2 separate regions of the Homo sapiens genome follow, and region 1 is linked to region 2. The links are chromatin contacts, found by Hi-C or POLR2A ChIA-PET in ENCODE. All regions are on one chromosome and are shown on one strand. Each heading gives the region's core, a stretch centred on a gene start or an enhancer-like site at or near the end of the contact. The rest is flanking DNA. Distances are from core to core; before and after follow the strand shown. Region 1 overlaps ZBTB20 (zinc finger and BTB domain containing 20). Region 2 overlaps ZBTB20 (zinc finger and BTB domain containing 20).

The links. A loop is a pair of places that touch in the nucleus more often than their neighbours do. ChIA-PET counts read pairs that join two places held with the same protein, here RNA polymerase II (POLR2A). Pooled maps may share reads with other maps.
Region 1: a map with no recorded cell type shows a loop between it and region 2 (6-fold over the local background). The contact joins two enhancer-like sites. A Hi-C loop is called at or near these places in 6 of 37 single-sample maps with no recorded cell type and 5 of 50 pooled maps. POLR2A ChIA-PET finds 5 or more read pairs at or near these places in 1 of 52 experiments (Panc1).

What each region holds. Positions count from the first base shown.
Region 1 is chr3:114,808,529-114,811,228 of GRCh38, forward strand. The region is part of intron 4 of ZBTB20 (zinc finger and BTB domain containing 20); the gene reads right to left. Among named protein-coding and RNA genes, the nearest start is that of ZBTB20-AS3, 63 kb to the right of the region's middle. RefSeq lists an enhancer at 1,363-1,542. Within about 2 kb of position 1,428, at least 3 of the 41 ENCODE cell types and tissues checked have a DNase peak (open chromatin) inside an H3K27ac peak, as active enhancers do.
Region 2 is chr3:114,583,621-114,586,320 of GRCh38, forward strand. All of the region lies in intron 6 of ZBTB20 (zinc finger and BTB domain containing 20), which reads right to left. Among named protein-coding and RNA genes, the nearest start is that of ZBTB20-AS5, 130 kb to the left of the region's middle. Within about 2 kb of position 1,296, at least 6 of the 41 ENCODE cell types and tissues checked have a DNase peak (open chromatin) inside an H3K27ac peak, as active enhancers do.

The DNA.
Region 1 (2,700 bases), core at 178-2,677, 230 kb after region 2:
CTGATTCCTCATTTTGGTAATCTGTCATCTTCTCTCCTTTTTCCTTGATCAGTCTAGCAAAAGAAAAACTAAGTTTTGGTTGATCTTTTCAAAAAACTAAGTTTTGGTTTCATTAATTTTCTCTATTATTTTCATTATCTATTTCATTGATTTCTGTTCTTATCTTTGTTATATCCTTCCTTCTGTTCAAACAGAATTTAGTTTTATGTTTATATCATGTCTATACTTACCTAAATAATGACGTGATGAGGTCCTTTTGTTTAGGTGAATTTTAGATACATTTTTATCATTTCATTTCCACTTAAAGGATTTCCTTCAGTATTTCTGGTAAGGCAGGTCTACTAGCAACAAATTGTCTCAGTCTTTGTTTATTTGGGATATCTTTATTTTATATTTATTTTTGAAGAACAATTTTGCTAAATATAAAATTCCTAAATGACATTTTCCCTTTTTTTCCTTCAGCACACTGAATACGTCATCCCTCTACCTCCTGGCTTTGTTTCTAATGAGAAGTAAGCTGTTAATCGTAGTGTTGTTTTCCTGTATGTAACAGTCTTTTTTTTCTTGTTACTGTCAAAATTTTCTCTTTTTCATTCAAAAGTTTGACTATAATGTGTCTATGTACAGATTTTTTTTGTGTTTATCCAACATGGAGTTTTTGTGCTTCTCAAATGTGTAGATTAATGTTATTCATCACATTTGGGAAGTTTTTGGCTATTATTTCTTCAAATATTTTTGAGCCCTTTCTTTCTTTCCTCCTCTTCTCTACCATTACACATATGTTAGTATGCTTGATGGTCTCTCACAGGTCTCCGAAGCTCTGCTCATTTTTTCATTGTTCTTTTCTCTTCAAATTAGACCATTTCTATTAATTGATCTTCAATCTCATTGTGTCTTTATTCTGCCATCTTAAATATTCTGTTGAGATTCTCTTGCAATTTTTTAATTTCCATTATAATATTTTTTAACTCCAGAATTTTTGTTCCTTTTAAAATAACACTTATGTTTATATTGATACTCTCTATTTAAAGGGTAATTATAGTAATACTTTAATTATTTAACATGATTTCCTATTATTTTGAACATATTTATAATAGTGCTTTCAACTCTTTGTTTGCTAAGTTTAACATCTGCTATCTCCACTTCAACCCAAATATAATTTCTTTTTTTTTCTTCAGACACTTTCTTTTAACCACTTCTTAAATTGGGTATGAGTCACACTCCTGTTTATTACATGTCTCATTTTTTTCTTGAAAATTGACATTTTATATAGCATATTACAGCAACTCTGGCTTCTGACTTTTCCCTGTTGAGGGTTGTTGCTGTTATTGCTGTGTTTGTTTATTTAGGACTTGCCTAACATAACTCTGTGCAGCCTCTCTTCCCCATGCTGTGCCGCTGCTGATGTTTCTGCTCAGTTTGTGTAATTTCCATTTTCGTTTTTGAGCTGGGACTTTCCCCTGTGTTAACACAGTTTAGTGGTCAGCCAACGATCAGTCACAGGTTGTACTTAAACACCTAGGGCCACTATGCTAACGCCTCTAATTGATATATACGTGTGTGTGGGTTGTAGAATGCACTCAAAGTTCAGGCAGTTTACAAGTGTTTTTTTGATTTTTACTTTCCATTTGTTCTCTCTTATCTTCTCTCTGTGTGTCCAAAGCCTTAGGTCTTCCCCAGAGTATGTGTGCAGCCTTTCAGACCTCTAGGAATATGTGGTAGCTTACCAAAGTTCACTATGATAGTATCCTTTTCCAATTCTCCCTGCTAAATTTCTGGCCAATCTGCCAGTTCTTTTCTACTCTGAATTGTAACTTCAGGCTACATATGATGTTTATTCTCCCTGCTTGTTTGCCCCTGAGATTGTCACTGTTTTGACCACACCTAAGGGCATGGGGTTTTTCTATGTTCTGCTCCATCAAATTATCGAATCACCCCCTTTCAGCAGTGAAGTTGTGGGTTTTCATGACTTGTCCTGCCCTGGCAGAACTACTGATACAATGGAACTGTGGGGACGGATAATAGGAGGAAGCACTCCCGGCTAAAACACTGTGGGCTCCTAACTGTGCTAGTTGTCCCAACATAACTTTTAATTTGGCCACTTTCACTCCCAAAAGTATCCAGCTTCTGTGATATGATTTATGACCTTTTAATCTATAGTGGGCATAAACGACTTATGCCATATGCCATTTCTTCAGCGAATGACCACTGCCTAATTCTTTTCTTAGTAATGCAGGAATCAGGGGCCTAGCTGCAGGTATCCATGCATGTGGGGTGGCGGGGGGGAAGTCTAACTGCCATTGAATGAACGTTTTCATAATGGTTACATGTGTATAGAAAATCTTCAACTGCCCCTCCTACTACATCTCTAGAAAGTTTAAAGGTTTGGGGGGGATTAAGAATTTCTAGGGAAGTGTATGGGATATAGGGATAAGGTTACCAAAATTCTCCCATGGGAGATAAATAGTTTTGCCTCACTCTATAGAGTTTGGAGAAACCACTCAGCGAGAAGGACTAGAATTACTTTGGTTAATAATGAGTTGCTATGAACTTTGGAGCTGGACTAACCTATTCTAAGCAATTGTAAAGAATATGTCATTTAGACTTAATCTTATACAAAACAATAATAGCTCAGAGATCTAAGCAGGTCCAAATACTTACTTGGATCAGGTTAGTATTTGCCAGCTTATTTTCTCACAG
Region 2 (2,700 bases), core at 46-2,545:
GCAAGTGTTTCTTTGAAATCTTACAAAAGATAAAAATTAATTGAACTAACTAAGGTTCCTTACCCTATGCAAATAAGAAACGGCTTAGAAAGAAATGTCTTCAAACTGTTGAAATGTATATTCCTTAGTTGGTGTAACCAATGTGAGGTCTCAGTTACTATAATAGCAAATGTTCTATTAGATTTAAGCACATCAGTGCAAATTATTAAAATGAGACTGTCTTTGTTTAAAATAAAGCTTTAAAAAATGTAATGTAATCTCTGAGGGAGTATTGCCTGAAATGAAAGTTTTAGGCCGAGCTCTGCCACAATCCTATTGCGCATCTTGGTTCATCTGATTAAACATCTTTGGGTCTCAAAATTCACATACATTCACATTTCTAAAGTGAGTGTGATATAAAGTCATAGCTTGATCATCAAACTCCTTTCTAGCCCTAAAATTCTACGTATCTAATGAGATTAATTTATCATGAGGTGTTTTTCTTCTTTCCTTTGTTAATTTCCTTACAATAAATAGACAAATAAATGATCAAATAAGCAAATAAATAAATATTAAAAAGACATACACACACTGATAGCTATCCATCTGAATAGGAAGAAAGACTTTTTTTTGTTTGCCATTATCTATCCCCTAATGTGTATTTAAAAAGAGAGCTCCCACAGAAAAGATTTTTATTTTTTTCTAAATCAAAAATAGTGTATCATTTATTTGCCATTTAAGTTCTACTAAGAAGGAAAACACAAAATCATTATGGAAATCCTATTAGGAACTTTAGAAAGAAAAAGCTGATGAAATTCCATTTACAATTCAAATTGTTCATTCACGTATTTCCTTTTGCAGAAACTTTAAATGCTGCCTCAAACTATCTTCACCTCTTTTTCCAGGGACAATATCCCTAACTCTGTTAAAAAAAAAAAAAGGCTCTCTTCTCACACCCTTCCCACCTGTCCTCTGAGGTAGTTGTTCCACAAAGCTAAGGTATAGATTACATCAAGAGATATTTGGGATGGGAGTAAAACATTTCACCCTGGAGACAGTAATGTGTGCAATTTGCCAAGTCTAAAAGAAAGTTAAGCCTCATCACCACTTTGGCAAGAAATGTGGTTCTCATGGATGGACAATGATTATCATTTTTACACAGAACTTTTGAAAATGAAAGTACCTGGGGCACCAGCCAGAAAATAAGTACGAGAATGCAAGTTTTTTGCGTCAATATTTAAATCAGACAAAACACTATCAGTGTACCCTTAACAGACCTGAAGCGTCTAGAAAGAATACAAGGCAGCTGACACCTTGGTGAATAAGAGCAGCTCAGTTTTATGAAAAGGCCAAAGTCTTAGGGCAAACTCTCTGTTGTTCCAAGTGCTGATATACCTATGGCATCAACAAAGGCAAAACACCATAGGGGGCAATAGGCAAGGCTTCTCTTACAGGCAAGGCTCCTGTTAAAGGCTGGGACCCTCTGGACTACACACTCGAGGAACCCCAAGTGTGGGTCCCTGAGGGGAGGAAGTTTCCTCAAACAGAACGGCGAGAGGCTGAAGTTACACAGTGTAGGAGTACTCCCTGCTGGCAGCTGAGGTTGGAAATGAACTGGTGATGTCCTAGAGAGGGCTGCTTAAATTTTCTATGAGGAGGCTAATGGAGATAACAGTGCTCTTGAGGGGACAAGAGCATGGGTCTGATTAGGTTTAGATAACTCCAGATATTATGCTGAGTGAGGAGGAGGTTAAGGGAAGCTACTGATGACAGGAACTCCAACAATTGACAAAAACTATGTGTAGAGCTGGTATATACAATTTTCATTTAAGTTTCCCATCTCATATCATTCTATAAAGCATACACAGCCGTATGTGCACATGTGTGTGGGGTTCAGAGGATGCAGGAAGAAATCTATTTCTGTGCAGTTCATTTTACCCCTGCAAGAACAATCTTTGAAACCGTCTAATGTATTCACATTTATGTTTTACAAGGAATCCCTTCCATACTTCTAATGGACCTGCCTGGTATGCCCCCTGTACCACTATACCTAATCCCTAGGCAGGTGGTCTTTGTATGGGCCTGGGGCAACCACACTGGTTTCTCCCCAGTGCTCTGCTCTGTTAGGGTTCTTCTGCATAATAAAATGAAGGTCAAAATGGCAGCCTGCTAAAAGCAGCAGTATTTCAGTTGCAGGAATAACTTGCTTGTCATCAACTTGTTAATGCAATAGTCAAACATTTCTCTGACATGTACAGTATCAGCTAACTTCAGCAGATAAAGGGTCTAGAACAGGAAGATGCTGCAGATGCTTTAGCTCGGAGGAAGGCTTAGCAGAGCCAAAACGTCAGCAGGGCCTGTTTGTTCCATACTTTCCATCGGGCTCTGTGAAAGAAATGTTAGATTACTGCAATGACAAGTTTGTGACAAGCAAGTCATTTGTGCAACTGGTGCGCTCCTGTTTTTATCTGTTTACCATTCAGACTTGTGAATGCCATTTCAAGCACTTAGAGGATTTCTGGCTCCCATTAAGGGGAAATGGTTCCTCCATGTTTAGAATTTTCTACCTCAAAGAGAATTACTAAGCAATTATTTGTTCCTGTGGTCAGTGTCACACAAAAGCACTCTTGAGTTGTTTAGCTGGACTCTGAATCATGAAATGAAGTCCTGAAGACTGGATAGCTTGGAGCATCAAAAATTTCCCATCTAGTTTATTGGAAT